Linked DNA regions of Homo sapiens: region 1 is linked to region 2. A link is a loop called in an ENCODE intact Hi-C map of the cell type or tissue named here. Cell type or tissue: endothelial cell of umbilical vein. All regions are shown on one strand. Links, peaks and the distances in the headings refer to the core of each region. The heading gives the core; the rest is flanking DNA.

What was found. Hi-C counts contacts between places; a loop is a spot of excess contacts. Peaks named below come from ENCODE experiments on the same cell type or tissue, not always from the same donor. Only the 100,000 strongest peaks of a DNase experiment are listed, where the experiment ranks them.
Region 1: a loop joins it to region 2, with 5 times the contacts of the local background. A loop is called at or near these places in 4 of 110 quality-filtered maps.

The regions. Positions count from the first base shown.
Region 1 is chr6:144,125,069-144,135,648 of GRCh38, reverse strand. LOC105378036 (a long non-coding RNA gene) reads right to left here. Exons shown (of 4, transcript XR_943089.3): 4 at 10,223-10,580. Among named protein-coding and RNA genes, the nearest start is that of STX11, 20 kb to the left of the region's middle. In endothelial cell of umbilical vein, for the core only: no CTCF peak of the experiment used is centred there; a DNase peak (open chromatin) is centred at 4,168; H3K27ac peaks cover 922 bases.
Region 2 is chr6:144,184,750-144,195,329 of GRCh38, reverse strand. It overlaps STX11 (syntaxin 11), which reads right to left. Exons shown (of 2, transcript NM_003764.4): 2 at 3,391-8,707. The coding sequence starts at 8,702. The coding sequence ends at 7,839. Among named protein-coding and RNA genes, the nearest start is that of TRL-TAA1-1, 27 kb to the left of the region's middle. RefSeq lists an enhancer at 8,357-8,857. In endothelial cell of umbilical vein, for the core only: no CTCF peak of the experiment used is centred there; a DNase peak (open chromatin) is centred at 4,559.

The DNA.
Region 1 (10,580 bases), core at 1,091-9,090, 60 kb after region 2:
AGTCTTTACATTCATTAGTCTCCCCTTTTAGTCACATCTTGTTTTAATGTGGTACATTTGTTACAATTGATGAGCCATATTGGTACATTCTTATTAACTAAAACCCACAGTTTACATTGGGGATCATTCTTTGTGTTATACATTCTATTGGGTTTGTATATGCGTATATGTGTGATTTTTCTCTAATTGGGTTTTGACAAATGTATAATGATTAGTATAGTATAGAAATGTGTAATCCACTCATACAGTATGATACGGAATAGTTTCAGTCCTAAAATATTCACTATGGGTTACCATACCCATAATTTTGTCTTTTCCAGAATATCATATAGTCAGAATCATATAGTGCATAGCTTTTCAAACGGACATCCTTCACTTAACAATATGTATTTAAGGTTCCCCCATTTTTTTGTGGTTTGATAGCTGAATTATTTTTTTCATGGAATAATATTCCATTGTATGGCTGTTCCACAGTTTGTTTATCCATTCACCTACTGAAGGACATCTTGGTTGCTTCCAAGTTTTAGCAATTATGAGTAAATTTGCCAAAAAATCTGTGTGCAGGTTTTTGTGTGGACATAAGTTTTCAACTCATTTGGGTAAACACCAAGGATCATATAGTAAGAGTATGTTTCATTTTGTAAGAAACTGCCAAACCATCGTCCAAAATGGCTGTGTCATCTTTCATTTCCATCAGCAATGAGTGAGAGTTCCTGTTGTTCCACATCCTTGCCAGCATTTGGTGTCATCAGTACTTTGGATTTTAGCCATTCTTATAGGCGTGTAGTGGTTTCTCATTGTTATTGTAATTCTTTTAATTTTAATAGATAATGTTAACATATTATTTGATATTTTGAGTCTTTTACATTTATTAGAATTTGTATTTTTTCAAAAGTAAATTCAAAGTGAGTTTTGAATATCATTATTGTTTATTTTTTAATTATTTAGATTGTTATGTCAACAGAATAAAACTATGTGAAATCTTACTATAACGATATAATATTTTGTTGAATGAATGTGAGAAAAACAAGTTATGAGGAATAAATGGGCCATAATGTATGAATTGTATATATTTTTTCTTATTCATCAAACATTGTTGGTCCATCAACACTCAACATATGCTCAGTAATAATTAAATTTAGTCACTTAAAAATATTTTCCCATTTGTAGTCACATATTTCTCAGTTTCATCATTGTGAGGTTATATTTGCCACCGTAGGATGAAGAACATATTTAACAGTTTCTTAGCTTGATTTATAATGTGAAAGTATTCATACATGTGGAATGTTGGCCTCTTTTTGGACTCCTGCCTTGGGATAGTCCTTTTGATAGAGGCAGGTCACAGTTTTTGGGAGTCATGAGAGGTTATGGATATTCTCAGTAGAAACTTGCACATACACAGATACAGACAAAGTTCTATGTACACCTCAGGGATTCACAGACTCCCTAACACTCATCGATGGACCCAAGGGATCCATTCACTGTAGATCGGCAGCCCCTGCTGTACAATTCTCTACGTGTTAGTGCCATTTTAATTTTCCTAATGCACAATCCTGAGATTGTCATCCTCCCATCTCTTCCTTCAAACTCCTCCAGGGGCTCCCATTTTTTTATCCAATATTTTCTTCATCCTACCATTTGAAGTATTCGGCAATCTCAACTCAACTGACCTGAACAGACTTATCTCCCTGTATCCCTTCATGTAGCCCAAGACTAAGCCATGACTAATTGGGACACTTACTGTTACCTGGATATATCTCCTGGCTTTCCAGTTTCTCTGACTTTGTTTATATAATTTTCTTCTTGAAATTTCCTTTTCTTCATCTGTGCTGACTAAAATTCTACCATTATTCACAGCTCTTTGTTGTAACCTTTTCTTCCTACCCCCACCCACCCTAAAACAATCTTTTATTTTCCTGACCTCTCAGAACATGTGTTTTTATATCCGTTTTTTCCTTTCGTTTCCTTTCCTTCCTTTGTTCCTTCCTCCCTCCATTCATTACTATCGAGCTATTCAATAAACTTTGCTGAGTGTGCACAGTACTGGGCAGTCTACTGGGACAAACTGTTACTACTCTGCAAGAGGTTCACAGATTAATGGGAGCACTTTCACGCAGGACCTGAAGAAGACCTTGGCTGGAGGGTGGTAAAATGCAGGGGTTGGGTTAGACTGCCTAGGCCCTGAGCCTGGCTCTGCCAATGCTAGCTGGGTGACCTGGGCCAAGTTACTTTACTTGCCTCTGTCTGTTTATTTATAAAATCAAGATAAGGGCACCTGCCTCACAGGGTCCATATGACGGTTAAGTGAGCTTACTGTGGAGAGATTTGAGAAGAGCACTTGTCAGGTAGTAAGAACCCAATAAATATTATTGTTATTATCAGTGTGAATGGAGGGAAAGTGGCAAGTTAGAGTAGATGTCCTTGCAAATATATGTTGGAGAAAACCTCACACTCTACTCTGCACGCTCCAGTGCTGGTTGAGGAAGATGAAACAGACAAACACAGACTTCGAGCAGGTCTCCTCTTCTGAGTTGATTTGGGAGTTTGTTACGCGTGTTTCAGGTGCATTTGTAATTTCTGTCCCTATAGCCAATTTATCTCTTGACCTGAAGAGTGGCTTTTAGAGGTCACCACTCCCTCATGAGTTTTTTGTTGTTGTTTTGATTTTTTTTTTTTTTACCACTGTGGAGCCAGTAAGTTTGCAAAAAGTTTTTAAAAATAAAAATGGCTGCTCACACATCTCCCCTAGCAAGCCAGGGCATTCATAGGAGTGAAGTCAGAAGATGGATTTTTAGGGCAGCTAGGTCATGGAAACTATGTATAGGTTACCCAGTCAGTAGGCAGGTAAATGGCCTTTTTAAGATATAATAAAGTATTTTATTGAAGTAGGGAGGAGTTGGAAGCAGGTAAACTGCTTTCGATTCATGGGTCATACTTTTCTAAACTGGAGAGAGTGGGCAAGTCATTCAAACTTTCTGGGCCTCAGTTTCATTATCTGCATTATGGAAATAATTCCTCTGTTCAGGATTAAATGGGAATGTACATGAAAGTGCTTGGAAGTGGAGAGAAAGAAGAAAGGAAGGAAGAGAGAGAGGGGAGGGGAGGGAAAGAAGGAAAGAAGAAAAGAAGGGAGAGAGGGGAGGGGAGGGAAAGAAGGAAAGAAGAAAGGAAGGGAGAGAGGGGAGGGGAGGGAAAGAAGGAAAGAAGAAAGGAAGGGAGAGAGGGGAGGGGAGGGAAAGAAGGAAAGAAGAAAGGAAGGGAGAGAGGGGAGGGGAGGGAAAGAAGGAAAGAAGAAAGGAAGGGAGAGAGGGGAGGGGAGGGAAAGAAGGAAAGAAGAAAGGAAGGGAGAGAGGGGAGGGGAGGGAAAGAAGGAAAGAAGAAAGGAAGGGAGAGAGGGGAGGGGAGGGAAAGAAGGAAGGAAGGAAGGAAAGAAGGGAGGGAGGGAGGAAGGAAGGAAGGAAGGAAAGAAGGAAGGAAGGAGGAAAGGGAGGGTGAAGCTCAAATATATTCCAAAGAAATAGCCGGAGATCTATGCTGTACATTTTAACTTTATTATTATTATTATTATTATTATTATTATTATTTTTTGAGAGACAGGTATCGCTCTGTCACCCAGGCGGGAGTGCAGTGGCGCAATCTCAGCTCACTGCAATCTCTGCCTCCCAAGCTCAAGTGATCGTCCCACCCCAGTCTCCTGAGTAGCTGGGACTACAGGTGCATGCCACCATACATGGATAATTTTTGTATTTTTGTATTTTTTATTTTTTGTAGAGATGGGGTTTTACCATGTTGCCCAGGCTGGTCTCGAACTCCTGAGCTCAAGTGATCCGCCCACCTCGGCCTCCCAAAGTGCTGGGATTACAGGTGTGAGCCACCATGTCCAGCCTTTTAAACTTATTATTAAGAGCAAGAGTGTACTTGGAGAGTGTTTTTTTATAGTATTGACTTCATGAGTTTTAACCACCAACTTTTTGAACTAAGTGCAGTTAGTGCTTTGACTATATTGAGCTGACAGCTTTCTTACGTTATTACATGAATGTCATATTAGTCCATTGTACACTTTCACCTTTAGAATAGTTGAACTGTATTTTCAGTGCCTAACTGTGAGTTACTGTGACCCAGAACACTTAGAGAAGTTGACTAACATTCAGAAAATTTATGAGTAATAGTGAGTAATTTATGAATGAGAACATGGCAGATTTCCATACATCACTTTTATTGAAAGTTGAGTCACTCTTTGTTATGAAAATAATTTATAGGGCAATGTTCCATTTGAGAAAAAAATGAAAAGTAATGGTATTTGTCAAAATGATGAATATGGTTTAACTTCAATGAGAAAGAGCAAATTTCACAGAAAATATAAACCCTACATCAGTTTATTTATTGTCATAACTATTTCAGGTTCTTCTGGTAAAACAGCAAGAGGTTTGGCTGAATTAGGTATCACTCGCACCAGCTATTTTCTGTCTTTCTAGATCCATTTTCGGCCATTCTCTCTGCTGCTTGGAGCCTCGGGAGGCTTTTGCAGGAGATCAGAAGGCACAATGAGGCTGGGTCAGGGTATTTCTCTACTCTTTCCAGGTGACACCAAGGTTCTGGCACCAGCAGGGTCCCTGCACACCACAGCTCCTTTTCGCTCCAGGCTGCACAGGACTCTGGGAGGGAAAGACTTCCTACTGTTGCTTCTTCCGATGCCCCAATTTTCCTTCTTGCTTTGCTTCACTCTGCCTTCATCTGTGTACATTTAACAGATTTTTATCAAAATTCCACCTGGGGAAGACTTGTTTTCTACTGAGATCTAGCCAGATAATATTTTCCAGTAAGTACAGTTGCTGAAACTCTTCTGGGGCATGGTTACCACAATAAACCAGATCTAAAGCAACCAGATATGCATGCTGCTTTTTACAGATGGTTTTCAGCCTGCCTTCCTTCCTTCTTTTTTCTTTTCTTTTCTTCTTTCTTTCTCTCTCTCTCTCTTTCTCTCTCTTTCTCTTTCTCTCTTTCTCTCTCCTTCCTTCCTTCCTTCCTCCTTCCTTCCTCCTTTCTTTCTTTCTTTCTCTTTCTTTCCTTTTCTTTCTTTCTTTCTTTCTTTCTTTCTTTCTTTCTTTCTCTTTCTTTCTTTCTCTTTCTTTCTCTCTTTCTTTCTCTCTTTCTTTCTTTCTTTCTTTCTTTCTTTCTTTCTTTCTTTCTTTCTTTCTTTCTTTCTTTCTTTCTTTCTTTCTTTCTTTCGACAGGATCTTGCTCTGTCACCAAGGCTGGAATGCAGTGGTGCAATCATGGCTCACTGCAACCTCAACCTTCTGTCCTCAAGCAATCCTCCTGTCTCAGCTTCCGAGTACCTGGGACTATAGGTGCATGTTATCACACCCAGATATATATATTTTTTTAATTTTTGTGTAAAGACAAGATCTCACTATGTTGCCCAGGCTGGATTTGAAATCCTGGCCTTAAGTGATCATCCCACCTTGGCCTCCCAAAGTTCTGGGATTAGAGGAATGAGCCATCATGCCTGGCCATTTCCAGACATCTTTATCACCATGTCCACTTTATTAAAATTTTGCTAAAATAAACTGAAATATTACATGTGAGTGTAGAGCTCAATTACATTTCTACAAATTCTCCTCAGTGTGCATTTTTGATTAGGAAGGGTCACAGGGGAGATTCTTATGTGAGATCAGGAGGAAATGAAGCAGCAGACATTTTTGTAGCTCATACACATTGTCATTTATCATCTGGATCTCTTGTTGGTGGGAGACAGCAGCCAGGCCTTCAACTGCTCCACCTTCCCCAAGGTCCTCCTTCGCCTTTTCTGACTGCTGGCCCAGGCGTGTGTTTAGCTTCTTCATGAAGAATCTCAGATTCTGCAGGACACCCACACCACCAAGACCTGAGGCAACGGGAGCTGACATGGTTCCAGTTTGCTCTGTGAGCTCTAGCTTATTCTTGCTCTCCTTATCCTCCTTGGCAGCCATCTTTCTTCCCTGCATCAGCCACAGCCATCCCCACAGCGCTAGCATCGGCCTTAAGGACAGACATCAACCTTATAGAGTGTGCTTAACCAGCTCTGACTGTGGAAGGCCAACTCCCTGTGCATATAGGAAACGAAATATTCATTGTTCCTTTTGTAACTTCCTTTTCACACTTTAAAGATGCTATTCCAATGTATTCTGGCTTTAATATGATAATCTCATCCTTATATGTATTCAGCTCCTTTTTTTGACTTTTATTTTAGGTTTGGGGTACATGTGAAGGTTTGTTACATACATAAACACATGTCATGGGGGTTTGTTGTACAGATTATTTCATCACCCAGGTATTAAGCCCAGTACTCGATACTTATCTTTTCTGCTCTTCTCCGTCCTTCCACCCTCCTCCTTCAAGTAGACTCCAGTGCCTGTCATTTCATTCTCTGTGTTCACAAGTTCTTACCATTTTAGCTTTTTCTTTTCTTAGTTCCTTTAAGATTTTTCTCTATATCACTAACTTTCAGTGGATTATGATTATGATTTTGCTTTTGTGTTCTTGTATTTGAGACAGAGCTAGGCAAAGAGTTCTTAGACATGTCATCTAAAGCATGATCCATAAAAGAGAAAAATTAATAAATTAGCAAAATCTAAAACTTTTATACTGTGAAAGACCCTGTAAAGAGAAATGAAGAGACAAACTACAGTCTGAGAAAAAATATTTGTAAGCCTTATGTCTGATAAAGATCTTATATCTGGAATATAGAAAGAACTCTCAAAACTCAATAGTAAACAATCCAATTACAAAACAGGCAAAAGATATGAACAAATATTGCACCAAAAAGGAAATAATGATGGCATATAAGCACATGAAAAGATGTTCAACACTATTAGTCATTAAGGAAATACAAATTAAAACCACAATCAGGTATCACTACACACCTATTAGAACAACTAAAATTAAAAATAGTATTAACAGAAAAGGTCACACATTATAATTCCATTTACATGAAATGTCCAGAATAGGGAAATCTATAGAGACAGAAAGTCTACTGGTGGTTGCTAGGGGATGAGAGGAGGGACAGGGAATGGGGGATGACTGCCCGTGGATATGTTTTTGTGTGTGTGGGGGGGATGATTACAATATTCTGGAATTAGACAGTGGTCATACATGCACAGCTTTGTGCATATACTAAAAACAGCTGAATTACACATTTTAAAAGGGTCAGTTTTGTGGTGTGTGAATTTTATCACAAAAGGGTCAATTTTATGATGTGTGAATTTTATCACAATTTTTTAAAGTAGTGATAATGTGGCCAGGTGCCGTGGCTCACGCCTGTAATCCCAGCACTTTGGGGGGCTAGGCAGGTGGATCACGAGGTCAGGAGATCGAGACCATCCTGGCTAACACGGTGAAACCCCGTCTCTACTAAAAATACAAAATAATTAGCTGGGCGTGGTGGCACGTGCCTGTAGTCCCAGCTACTTGGGAGGCTGAGGCAGGAGAACCACTTGAACCCAGGAGGCAGAGGTTGCAGTAAGCCAAGATCGCGCCACTGACTCCAGCCTGGGTGACAGAACAAGACACCACATTAAAAAAAAAAAAAGTAATGATAATATTAAATGCTGCTAAGAATACAGAGAAACAGTGTCTCTCATACATTGCTGGTATAGCTACTCTGGAAAATAATTTGGCAATTTCTTATGAAACAAAGCATGCACTTACCATATAACCTGGCAGTTGCAATCTTAGGAATTTATCCCAGAGAAATGAAAACTTACACAAAAATCTGTACACCAATGTTCATAGCCATTTTATTTATAAATAGCAAAATATTGCAAACAACCCAAATGTCCTTGAATGAGTGAATGGTTGAATGAACTGCCAAATCCATACAACAGAAAGCTACTTACTAATGCAAAAAACATGAACTATTTTTTTTTTTTTTTTTTGAGACAGGGTCTTGCTCCATCACCCAGGCTGGAGTGCAGTGGCACAAGCTCAGCTCACTGCAACCTTTGACTCCTGGGTTCAAGTGATTCATCTGCCTCAGCCTCACAAGTAGCTGGGACCACAGGTGCAAGCCACCACACCCGGCTAATTTCTTGTATTTTTAGTAGAGATGGGGTTTCCTCTACTTGCCTAGGCTGGTCTTGAACTCCTGGCCTCAAGTGATCTGCCCACCTCAGCTTCCCAAAATGCTGGGATTACAGGCATGAGCCACCACGCCTAGCCAAAAAACATGCACTATTGGTACATGCAACAGCCTAGATGGACTTGAAGGGCAACATGCTCAGTGGAAAATGTCACTCTCAAAAAATTATGTACAGTAATGATTCTATTTATAAAGCATTCTCGAAATGACAAAAGGATAGAAATGGAGACAGGTTAGTTGTTGCCAGTACACAGAAAAGTGGGTGAACAGGTGGAAGAACGTGAGGGCCAGGTGCAAATATGAAGAAATAGGTAATGGAATCGTTCTGTTTCTCGATTGTGGTGGTGGTTACACGAATCTATATATTGGAATAAAATTGCATAGAACTATTCACACATCCATAATAGTGAATGAATGTTTTTTAAATGGTGAAAAATTGAATAGCTGTAGCTTATTTAACAGTAATTTGCCAATATCAATTTCCTAGTTTTGATATTGTAGTTATATAAGATGTCACCATTGCGAGGAAGGGAACACAGGACTCTGAGCTATTTGTGCAACTTCGTGTGAGTCTGTAATTATTCCAAAATAAATAGTTAGGGTCAGACATGGTGACTCATGCATGTAATCTCAGCACTTTGGGAGGCCAAGGTGGGAGGACTGCTTGAGGCCGGGAGTTCAAGACCAGTTTGGGCAGCATAGTAAGACCTTGTTTCTTAAAAAAAAAAAAAAATTATTAAAAATTATCCTAGCATGATGGCCCACACCAGTAGTCCTAGCTACTTGGGAGGCTGTGGCAGGGAGCTGGGAGGATTGCTTGAGCCCAGGAGCTCAAGGTTACAGTGAGCTATAATTTGCACTACTGCACTCCAGCCTCGGTGACACGGTGAGAGCTTGTCTTAAAAAAAACAAAAAAAAAAAGAGTATTAAAAACTCCACACAATTACAAGGTTATATTCCCAGGAATAATTTGAGTTTATAAAATCCCTATAGATACACACATATGCGAAATTAGTTTAAAATAAATGATTAATATAGTATTTCAAACCAGAGAGGGAAATAAGTACTATTATTTTTTCAGTAAATGGTATTAGAACAACTGGCTAATCTATGGAAAAATAAAATAAAACTGTGTTTTTTTCATTTTCTTCACCAAAATAAACTGTAGAATGCAAAGTTCAGAATTGGTATTCAGTAAGTATCTGTTAAGTTGGATCAGTGATTTAAATATATAAAAGACATAGAGTTTATTTGTTGTTGTTGAGAGTTGTGGCTAATACAGAAATCTGAAGACAACAGGTGTTAATGACCCCCTTTTGGAAGCCTCTAGCTCTAGGGGCAGCCACCTTTCCAATGGCCACTCGAGAGGCGCCAAGGCAGAAACAACACTATCAACAACAACATATCCCCTTGCCTATGTAGGATGACCAGGAGAGAGTGCTGCTTTTGAGGGAAGTCCAGCGTTCTTGGAGAGAAGCTACTCACCTCATAGAGATGTTTAGAGGCTTCAATAAGACAGTGCATATAAAGGGCGTAACAATCTGCCCAGTGCACAGTAAGTGCTCCATGATGTTTAGTTCTTGGAGTGCTTTGTCTGCCCAGGGAGTTTAACCAGGAAAGACACCATCGGATTTATATATGTGTTTGAGAGAGCATTAATAGCATGAACAAAGAAATGAGTGGACAAACTTTTGTAGGAAAACAAAACTCTGTGAGAATGCCGAAGATCATTTCAGGACTAGGTAGGTCTTGAAGGTGAGATCTTTCTAATCAGAAGGAATAGTAAGAGCAAAAACATGGGAGTTGTGAAAGGGCTGTGGGCATCTTCAGGGAATGATAGCCCCTTCCTGCTGCCTTATTTCAGTCCAGGTCCCCTCTCAAACCAGGTGGCTGCCGTGGTCTCCTAAGGTGTGTTGTTGCTTGAAGCATTGCGTGTCTGCAGTTCTTTCAAGACATGGCGGGCATAGAATCTCTTGCAATAGATGATATTCATCATTTCATTCCCCCGCATAAAACTTTTTGTGGCTCTTCACAGCTTATGGAAGGATAATGTAAAAATTAGGATTAGGATTAGCTACAAATGACAGAAAGACACCATAAAAATGGCTTAAGCAAGACAGAAGTTTATTTCTCTCAGATAAAGTTCCAAAGGGAATCAGTCCAGGTCCCATATGGCAAACCATGGTGTCAGGGAGTCAGGGTCCTTCTAGGTTGTGCTTGGCTTCCATCTTGAACTCACCTCACCACCCAAATGGCTGCTCCAGTTGTAGCCACCATGGCCAGCCTCCAACCATCAGAAAGGAGAAAAGATAAAGAAAAGTGAATCCCTTCCGTTAGGGTCATTCTGCAGAAGTTGCAGAGACTGCTTCCATTTATGTCTGCTAGCCAGACCTTAGACACATGACCCCATCTAACTGCCAAGGAGGCAGGGATTAATCTTTATGCCGAATGGAGATGCACC
Region 2 (10,580 bases), core at 1,130-9,129:
TGGCCCAAATCCATGTTTTCAAAGAGTTGGCTGCTGGTGGCTGAGAGGCACTTCAGGCCCAAGCAGCAGTCGACCTGCAGGGTCAGCTTCAGCAGGGAGAGAACTTGCAGCTCCAAGCAAGGGCAGTTTAGGGTCCTCCATTCTCTCCTTGGTCTTCAACGCTTGTAGGAAAAGAAGACCCTTGCTGTTACTGTTCTGCACAATCCACAGGCTGTTAGACATTTTTGTATTGAGTAAGTATTATGGATTCATAAGCAGTCTGGATGTGTGTGGGGTGGGGGGTGGTGGGATTCCCTGACATATTCAGAGGCACAGACTGAGGCATCTCAGACCATTACCATACCATGGCGACTTCAGTGGCTGAGGGCGTTTTAGGACTGAAGCCGAAAGCTGCCACACAGCCCTGTGTGACTAGGAGCAGGGAGCTAAGTACTTTGCACAAATTACCCTACTGGATGCCATGTTAGATGGAAATATGTCCAGCTGAAACTCAAGCCAACACATTTTGTCCAAAATTAAAAAAAAAGAAAACTTTGTTTTACATGCTTTGAAGAATAAAAAGAAAAAGAAAATCACTTCCAGATAAAATGTAGTTTTACAACTTTCTTTGCATCCAAATTGAGTCTGTACCTTGACTAAGCTATTTCTTCCAGGCTCTGCCACACAGCACCCAATCCCAGCCTCTGTTTGCTCCCAGTTCTGCTGGCTTCAGTGCCCGTGACTCAGAACTTCATTCTCTCTCCACTCACCTTTTCAGACTGACCGTTCTCCTGCATGATCTGCTTCTTCCCAAGCAGTCTTTCTCCAGTCCCATGTCCCCTCCCCTCACCAAGTCCCACCCCCCTTCTCAGGACACTGCGCCCCCAACCGCATCCTGGCCTCACTCAGCACCCGACACAGATCCTCCGGGAGGAGAAACTAGATACCGTGCTTTATGCTGTAAAATATGCATCTTCAAAAAGCTATACAAAAAGTCACTCATAGCAGAAAACAAATTCTGAATATCTCTATTTCTGCATGTAGAACACAAATACCCAAATGCCTATAAAAGATACTATGCAAAGTGCTAAGATCCCAAAACAAGTAAGATGTTATTGGTTGTCCTTAAAAATAAAAAAGCAGTTTAGTAACAGAAGCACACATAACACCGTGAAGATGGGGGCGATGCAGTCCTTAAATATGCACTTCACGGAGCTCCTACGCAACAATGGAACTGAGTGGGTGGGTGCAGTGCTTTGAAGTAGCCAGGGTGGTGTCTCGTGTCTGTGGTCCCAGCGACTCAGGAGGCTGAGGTGAGAAGATCGCTTGAACCTGGGAATTTGAGGCTGCAGTGAGCTATAATTGTGCCACTGCACTCCGGCCTAGGCAAGACCCTCTCTCTAAAAGAGAGAGAGAGAAGAAATAAAAGAAAGAAAGAAGAAAGAAAGAGAAAGAAGAAAGAAAAGAAAGAAAGAAAAAGAAATAAAAGAAAGAAAGAAAAAGAGAGAGAAAGAAAGAAAGAAGGAAGGAAAGCAAGCAAGCAATGAAAGGTGTCAGGGATGAAGCTGAAAGTAAGCGGGGCCTGGCTCCTTCAGGGCCTTGAAGAACCTCACTAAGGAGATGAGATTTTATCCCAACAGCAATCAGCAGCCATTACAGAGTTTTAAGCAGTTGAACGGCACTATTCACAGCAGCCAAAAAGTGGGAGCAACCTGTGTCCATTGACAGGTGAATGACTAAACAAAATGTACTCTATAAATACGATGGCATATTACTGAGCTTTAAAATCTGACACGCACTACAACATGGATGAAGCTTGAGGACATAATGCTAAGTGAAATAAGCCAGACACGACAGGACAAATACTATATTATTCCAGTTCAATGCAGTATCTAGAGCAGTCAAGCTCATAGAGATAGAAAGCAGAATGGTGGTTGCCAGGGGCTGGAGGGATGAGCAGTTTTTGTTTATTGAGTATAGAGTTCAGTTTTGAAAGATGAAAAGAATCCTGGAGACTGGTTGCACAACAATATGAGTGTACTTAGCAGTATGGGAACTGATATAGTTTGGCTCTGTGTCCCCACCCAAATCTCATGTTGAATTATAATTCCCAATGTTGGGGAAGGGAGCTGCTGGGAGATGATTGGATCATGGGAGCAGATTTCCCCCTTGCTGTTCTTGTGACACTGAGTGAGTTCTCATGAGATCTGATGGTTTAAAAGTGTGTGGCACTTCTCCCTTTGCTCTGTCTCTCTCTCTCTCTCTCTCTCTCTCTCTTTCCTGTCACCATGTGAAGATGTACTTGCTTCCACTTCACCTTCTGCCATGATTGTAAGTTTCCTGAGGCCTCCCTGGCCATGCCTCCTGTACAGCCTATGGAACTGTGAGTCAATTAAACATTTTCTCTTTATAAACTACCCAGTCTCAGATAGTTCTTTATAGCAATGTGAGAACCAACCAATACATGAAATGTATATTTAAGAATGGTTAGGATGGTAAGTTTAAGTCATGTATATAATACTGCAATTAAAAACAACAGCGTAATGACAACAACAACAAAAAGGCACTGTGGCTGTACTATAGCATTGTACAGAGATTAGACTGGAGAGGATAAGACTAGAGGCCAGAGGCCAATTAAAAGCTGCTGAAGTAATGGAAGCAAGAGAGGATAATTGTCTGACCTGGGCAGGTGGCAGTTGATTGATCCTGCCATTTGCAAGTTAAGATAGACAGAAGGAGCAGGGGATGGGGACGATGGTAGATTCTGTGTGTGTGTGTGTGTGTGTGTGTGTGTGTGTGTGTATACTCTGTTATTTTTACCCTCTATCAAACATTATGGGATGCTGAGATACAGAAGAGTGGATATGTCTAAAGAGTTGGCTATAGGACCATGAAAATATAGAAATATAGACTAAGAAAAATAGAAGAGGTCCAAGAAGTGTCTATAGATGCTTCAAATAGAATATAAAATGTAACTTAAAAAGAAACATCAGGAATTAAAAAATATAGTGTTGGGGACTTGTCTCTCAATCCTCATTTTGCAGGGCATCACTGGTTTTATTGTTGTTGTTTGCTTGTTTTTTGAGACAGGGTCTCACTCTGTTGCCAAGGCTAGAGTGCAGTGGTGCGATCTCAGTTCACTGCAACCTCTGCCTCCTTGGTTCAAGTGATCCTCGTGCTTCAGCCTCCAGGGTAGCTGGGATTACAGGCATGCACTGCCATGCCCAGCTAATTTTTGTATTTTCAGTAGAGAAGGGGTTTCACCATGTTGGCCAGGCTGGTCTCGAACTCTTGGCCTCAAGTGATCTGCCTGCCTTGGCCTCCGAAAGTGCTGGGAGTATAGGTGGGAACCACCATGCCCGGCCAGATATCACTCGTTTTAAAGCATCCTTTGTAGTCTCACTCAGAACATCAGTTCCGAAAATCTTTATTATCAATAGACACATGACTTTACAAAAGCTTCTAGTATATAAGGACATCTTGCCCATTCTTAATAACGTGTTGATAACAAAGACACTCATCATTTATATGATGAAGTTACATTCTAGATCCTATTCGTTTTCCATTTCTAATAGCCCCATTTTATTAATTGCAATGATTTTCAACTCCGCTATCAAAAGGAAGTCAACTGTTGCTCTGATTACAATTGGGTGTTTCAAACTATCGTCTTGATTACAAATGAATGAGTTGCATGCTGCAGTTGGAGATACTTCGCATACTTCAAAGAAAGGAGTAGAAATATGTCTGATGGTAAAATATAGAATGATAGAATTTATACATAAAAATCAAGACTATAGTTACCCTATTTTTTTTTTTAAGCTGTACACAATCTTCAGTAGTTTCCTGTCAAGTTAGGAACTTTATATGTTAGAGCCTGAACATATCTGCATATGACATTTAACTATAAAGCATTAGGACTGTTTTTAAATAAATGTAAAGGCATTGATATAAAAAGAGTACTGTTCTCTTTTTAAGTTGTTACCTTAAAAGGCCATAAAATTACTTCTGTGATGTCACAGTTCAAATATTTTTGAATGACTGACATTTTTAAAATTCTAACTCATATTATCCTGGATACCGATGCATACTAGATGAGCACCTTTCCTAGTTAGGACATTTCTGGAGTTGTTACCACCTATAATCTGTGGCTTGGTGGTAGTTGTAAAATTTGATATTTGGCTAGTAGAAAGTAGTCACTGTATATGTTAAAATAGCTATAAAAGATTCTTACCTTCAGCTCCTGAAGGATCTATTGTTCTTTGTGATTTGTTCTTTCATTTTGTACCCTAAAAGATATGAGTGTATAAAATTTGCAGAATTGCCACAAGGTCTTCTTGGCCAAAGTCACCTTTCAGAGTTGCCAAGCAAGCATCATGAGATTGGTAAAGCCAGCTCTACAGCATCTCTTGGTGGCACTAGAACACAATTTCTTAAGGAAAAAGCCAGCATTTCACCCACTGCCTGGTGTGGCAGTCAGAGCCAGGAAGGGCTTTGGTGAATAGGCCAGGACGTGCAGTGGGCCAAATGATGCCTTCTCTTAGGTCAGTGACCCAGCCTCTACAACTTCCTACAACTCCTTCCAGGACTTTCTGACTCACAGCTTGGGAAGAATTAGGAAAGAACACCTGCCAAGCTGAGCAGAACAGCTGCTTCCTGCTTACGTGTTTTTGGTGGAACATCTCATTTCTTCTTCAGGACATGTTTGGATATACACAGGGATAGAAATGCCATAGTGAAAACATCTTTATGACTGTCAAAAAAAAAAAAGCCCTAATATTCACAGAAGATGGGGTCTTGGTTTCTTTATTCCATTTTATTATTTATTAAGACTGTTAACAAAAAATAGGCTTTATTTTTCCTCTGTACTTAAAAACTATAAATTTACTTGGGTCACTAACAGTGCTCTCAGTCTGAGAGAAAATTACATAATAACAACAATAATGAACAAAGCACTTAGCATGTGCCAGGCACTGTTCTAGGTGCTTTTACATATTCAGTCATCACTTTTCACAACAGCTCTATGAGGTAAGTACTGTTATCTCCGTTTTACAGATGAGGAAACTGAAGCACAGAAAAACCAAGGTTCAGTCAGACAGCTAGTATGTGGCAGAGTCAAGATTTAAATCTAAGAAACAGGATCTGGAATCTGTACTCCTAACCATTACGCCACACTGAGATGGTTCCCAAACAGCAGGAAGAAGAAGTGTTCTTTCCCTATAGGTAACAGTTCACTCATTCTTTTGGTGCAGTAATGGACAGTCTGTACCGAACTCTCCAATATAAAACGTGAGGAATTAAAATGTATATAGAGCCTGAAAACTCACTTACTTTTATAATGGTTCCAAGCAAAGAAAATGCTTTATGGGTTCAAACATGTCAAATTTATGAACTCTTCGTTTTTTTGTGGAAACTGGCTGGCAGTCTCTATTTACAATATCTCTCCTCTATTATAAAAAACATTGCAGTGGAGCTATGTGAACATTTTTTCCCCTTTCCCTTAGAGAAAGCAAATTAAGTCAAAGGTGATACATATCCTTGGAGTTGGCTGAAAAAGAAATTGGGAGAAATATGAGAATAGCCTTGTGGAACTTGGTTTCCACAATTCTCAAATTTAACCATGAAATTAAAATTAGATACAGGGGATAGATTTTCCTGGTCATAAGCAAGTCAGGCAGTGAGCTCCAAAGAATTCACATACTCCTCCTTCTAATTCTTTTAAAATTCCAGCTTCTAAAGGACCTGAGAAATATGATCACTACTAAACTCACTCATGTATTAAATAATGATTAGGAAGAGCTAAGAGTTGACACAGAGGAAGGCCAGGAAACATGGTAAATGTGGGTAAGGGCATTAAGAAGTTTGCAGACTACACCATATCTCTAAAGCCTCATGATTTTGCTAAAGTATTGTAACTCAGGAGAGAAAGCAAGACACCCTCATGGGAATTCTTTTGAGTTTTTCATTCTTTTCCCCCTCCACTCAGTTCCATCCAGATGTGGCAGCCTCAGTAGCTAGTAGAAAAAAAATTTGGCCAGGGTCAGTGGCTCAGGCCTGTAATCTCAGCACTTTGGGAGGCCAAGGTGGGCGGATTGCTCAAGCTCACAAGTTTGAGACCAGCCTGGGCCACATGGCAAACCCTGTCTCTACAGAAAATACAAAAATTAGCCGGGCATGGTGGCACATATCTGTAGTCTCAGCTATTTGTAGGCTGAGGTGGGAGGATCACTTGAGCCTGGGAGTTTAAGGCTGCAGTAAGCCATGATTATGCCACTGCACTTCAGCCTGGGTGACAAAGGGAGACCCTGTCTCAAAAGGGGGGAAAAAAGGCCAGGCATGGTGGCTCACACCTGTAATCCCAGCACTATGGGAGGCTGAGGCGGGCGGATCACGAGGTCAGGAGATCAAGACCATCCTGGCTAACACGGTGAAACACCGTCTTTACTAAAAACATAAAAAATTAGCCAGACATTGTGGCACGCGCCCAGAGTCCCAACTTCTCAGGAGGCTGAGTCAGGAGAATCGCTCGAACCTGGGAGACAGAGGTTGCAATGAGCCAAGATCCTGCCACTGCACTCCAGCCTGGGCAACACAGTGAGACTCCATCTCAAAAAAAAAAAAAAAAAAAGGAAAAAGAAAAATTTTAACAATAATTGAGAAAGTAAACTAAATGGTCAAGCCAGAAATGTATAAAAATATGTGTATAATGTAATGTTTATTAAGCTTGCTTGAAAAACAGAATTCTTTTACTTTGAATTTCTCCATTTCAATGCATGGAAGGAATGGTCCACAGTAAAACAAAAGCAGTATTTCCAAGAATGTTAGTTGTCTCTAGCTCCGTATACATTTTCTACCGCCATATGTCTACCGCCATAACCAATGCAGAGTTGTTTAACATGAAGTTTGACCCAAACTGGACTAGGAAGGGGCAAACTGGAGTGAAACAAACTCAAAACAAGCAAACCAATACCAAGAGCCAGAAAAGTGTTCGTCTTGAAATTTATATACCATACTTACATAAAAGAAGTTAAACCAATTGATCATTATGTACATATATTAGTGAATATTAGTATTTTACATTTACATACATGTGCATATGTAATCAAGTAAAAATATAAATGTTAAATAATTTTTATCAGCGAAAAATACACAAAACATGACTGATACTTCAATTTGAGTGCTTGTTCGATATTCAGTGCTTAAAAATGTTTGGAAAAATAATACCAAAATATAACCTGGTGAAAGATATTTAAAAAGTGAAAGAGATAAGAAAATAGTAAGTGTTTGGTGTGATTTTAATAAGTAGGGGAAATGAGCAGAAATAAGATCTATATTTGGGGAGGAATTGCATAGCGTAGACCGGATGAAGAATCGGAAAGGAAGAACGTGGTTTTTCCCAAGGCCAATTTCGCTCAAAATGGAACAGAACCAGGGAATTTTCAGGACAAAGTAAATGAACTGAAGTTTCCATCATGAGTTCATTCTATTAGCAGATGCCCAATTGACTTCCTCCTTGAGTCTTTATTAGGAGGCAGGCCTCAGACATTCACCCTACAGTCAGATACAACTTCAGTTCCTTACTTGGCTTCTGTCAAGACGGTAAGAGTGCAAGGTGTCATATAATGACATTGCACAACTTTGTGGGAATCTATCTTTACTGAAGAATCATCGGACGGTATCAACTAACCATCTTTCCAAGCACAGGCTGGTTTGCAATTCTTGAACCTGGCGTTTCTTTTCTAAAGACTGAGTTCCGGAAAGGGTTGGGGCAACTCCCTGCAGGGCAGAGCTCCCGGCTTTGGTGCGTCCTTCCCAGCGCGCTCCATGGTCTGGGATGGGCGGTGGCGGCCCGGGCCGGCCTGCTACTTGAGGCAGGGACAGCAGAAGCAGCAGAGGGTCCGGCAGGGGTTCTTCTCCTCGTACTGCACGGCCTTCCGCACCTGCGCCTTGGCCTGGCCGGTGTAGTCGACCGTCTTTTGTACGTTGAGCTCGATGACGTTCAGGGTGTCGGCCTGCTTCTCCACCAGCACCGCCATCTGCAAGAAGAGCTCGTGTACGTCGCGGATGCGGCTCTCCAGGCGCAGCAGTTCGCGGTGGCGGCTCTCGATCTCGTTGAGGGCGGCCCGCGCGCCCTTCACGTCGGCCAGCAAGTTCTCGGAAAACACGTCCCACTTACCCTGCTCGAACATGTCCTCGATCTGGTCGCCCGAGACTTCCTTGCCCATGATCTCCAGCTGGCGCTGGATGCGGATCTTGCAGTTGTCGCGCTGCTTCATCTCGGCCTGGTTGTAGTCGTGCATGGCGCGCTGGAAGGTGAGGGTGAGCGCGTTGTACTGCGCCCGCGAAATGCGCGCCACTGCCGAGTGCGGGCCGTGCTGGGCCTCAGCCGCCTCGCTCAGCTCCTTCATGGCGCGCAGCTTGCAGTGGATGACCTCGCCCCGGGCCTTGATGGCCTTGGCGATGGAGTTGGTGTCGCGCTTGATGCTGCTGAGGCGCCGCATGGACGTGAGGAAGCGGGCGTTCTGCTTTCCCAGCCGCTTCACGTCGGCCACCAGCAGCTGGTTTTCATCCTGAATGTCCCGGATGTCTCGGTACAGGGACTCCAGGATGTGGTCCGTCTCGAACACGATGTCCTCGTGGGGCGAGTCAAACTCATCGTCCCCGTCTGGGAACTGCTGGTCATATTGCTTGGACAAGTCCAGAAGTTCTGCTAGCCGGTCTTTCATTTTGCCTGCAAGTAGAGATAATGAAGTTAAATTTCTCTATTGAGAGTCAAATATTTGCCTTCAAGGGATTGAAACTTAAACATTTTACTCAGCAGTCCCAATTTTGTATTCCTCGGTGTGGGCAATAAGTGCACTAAAGGAGCTAAATGTTCTGACATTTTGCTTACAAGGAAAGAAATAAGATGACTGAACAACATGAAACAGTTGTGTTTTAAGGCCTATAGGCACCTGCAGTTCAATATCATAGCCGCGCAGAACTCAATGAGCAATTTAAAATTTTATTTATTTATTTATTTATTTATATATATTTTATTATACTTTAAGTTCTAGGGTACATGTGCACAACGTGCAGGTTTGTTACATATGTATACCTGTGCCATGTTGGTGTGCTGCACCCATTAACTCATCATTTACATTAGGTATATCTCCTAATGCTATCCCTCCCCCCTCCCCCCACCCCACAACAGGCCCTGGTGTGTGAAAATTTTAGATTGCATTGGGAAACCATCTCTTTTCATTGCTTTATGTTTTCCAATCATTGCAAATTAAAACAGACACAGAAAAAAAAAAAAAGAAAAAAGAAGAAGAAAGACTTGCAAACTTAAGTATTTTTAATTGAGGATAATCTACAAGGCTTTGGGGCCAACATCTAAATGTTGCCTATTTTGTGTCTATTTCGGCACTGGGAAGCATCCCCTCCTGTACACACTAACAACTCTTAAAACAGTTACCATGCAAATCATGATTTAAATTTTTTTCTCTTGAAGATGTTGTAAAAGTAAAACATGCTTGAAGTAAAATGACAACAAAATACAGAAATCTAAGTGTAAAATTTAGAAGTTGAGGTTTCCTTACTCCTCTTCTCAATATCATTCCCTAATGATAAGCATCGTAAATAACACTGCTTTTTAAAATGCTTTTATGTGGAAAATTCCAATCATACGTGGCCTAGTAGCAATACTACAACACACTCCCATTCATTCATCATGTAGCAGCAATGTTTGCCCACTTTTAATAGCTTTTTGAAACAAGTTGGCAGCTCAAGCAGAATGTTCATGTTTTTACAAGGATGGTTCTGGTAATTCCTCTGCTTAGTAAGGCAAAGTAATAGTCTCTATGTTCATATTGCTTTTCAGTGAAGTGAAAAACTTTCATTTTTAGTAGCATGTATATATGCTAATATAGGGAATATCTTGTGTTTATACACAAGACTTCATGATGAGAAAGATTCTTTTTCTACTACACAATTTGCAGCAAAGAGGGGAAAAGTAGTAACACTTAATGGTTACGCAATCTATCAGGGTTCTTGGTCTCAAATTAAAAGCTTCTTTCAAGTTGAAGTAATTAATTTTATATCACCACTAATGGAATGCTGACAAGTTGGATTTGGTGGTAAATGGAAAATGGTGAAATATTAACCACGGCCTTTCATCTACCATGATCATTATTTACATAAATTAAGCAGAAGTTTTATTCTATGATGGTGATTTTTAATGTAACAATGTAAGCTGCTTAAAGTGCCATTTCTGATATCTGGTGGCTATAATCAATACCAGACCTTCTCACGGATGGGGAAGGTGATTCTCCTAGCAGTATGGTTGACAGGCAGAAAAAAGATCCACCCTGGACCAAAACTATGCCTTCACCTGGTCTGAATTTCTTGATATTCAACTGTTTCCTCACTTTGAACAAAATTGAAAGACAAACCACCAACTGGGGAGAAATTATAATATATGACAGACAAGAGGTTAAGATACTTAATATATATATTTCTAAGCTACCAAAAAATCTACTTACCCAAAGACAGTGAAGCAATTCAGAGAAGATGTAAATGACAGAGAACATAAACGTATGTTATATATGCCTGATATTTTCTAG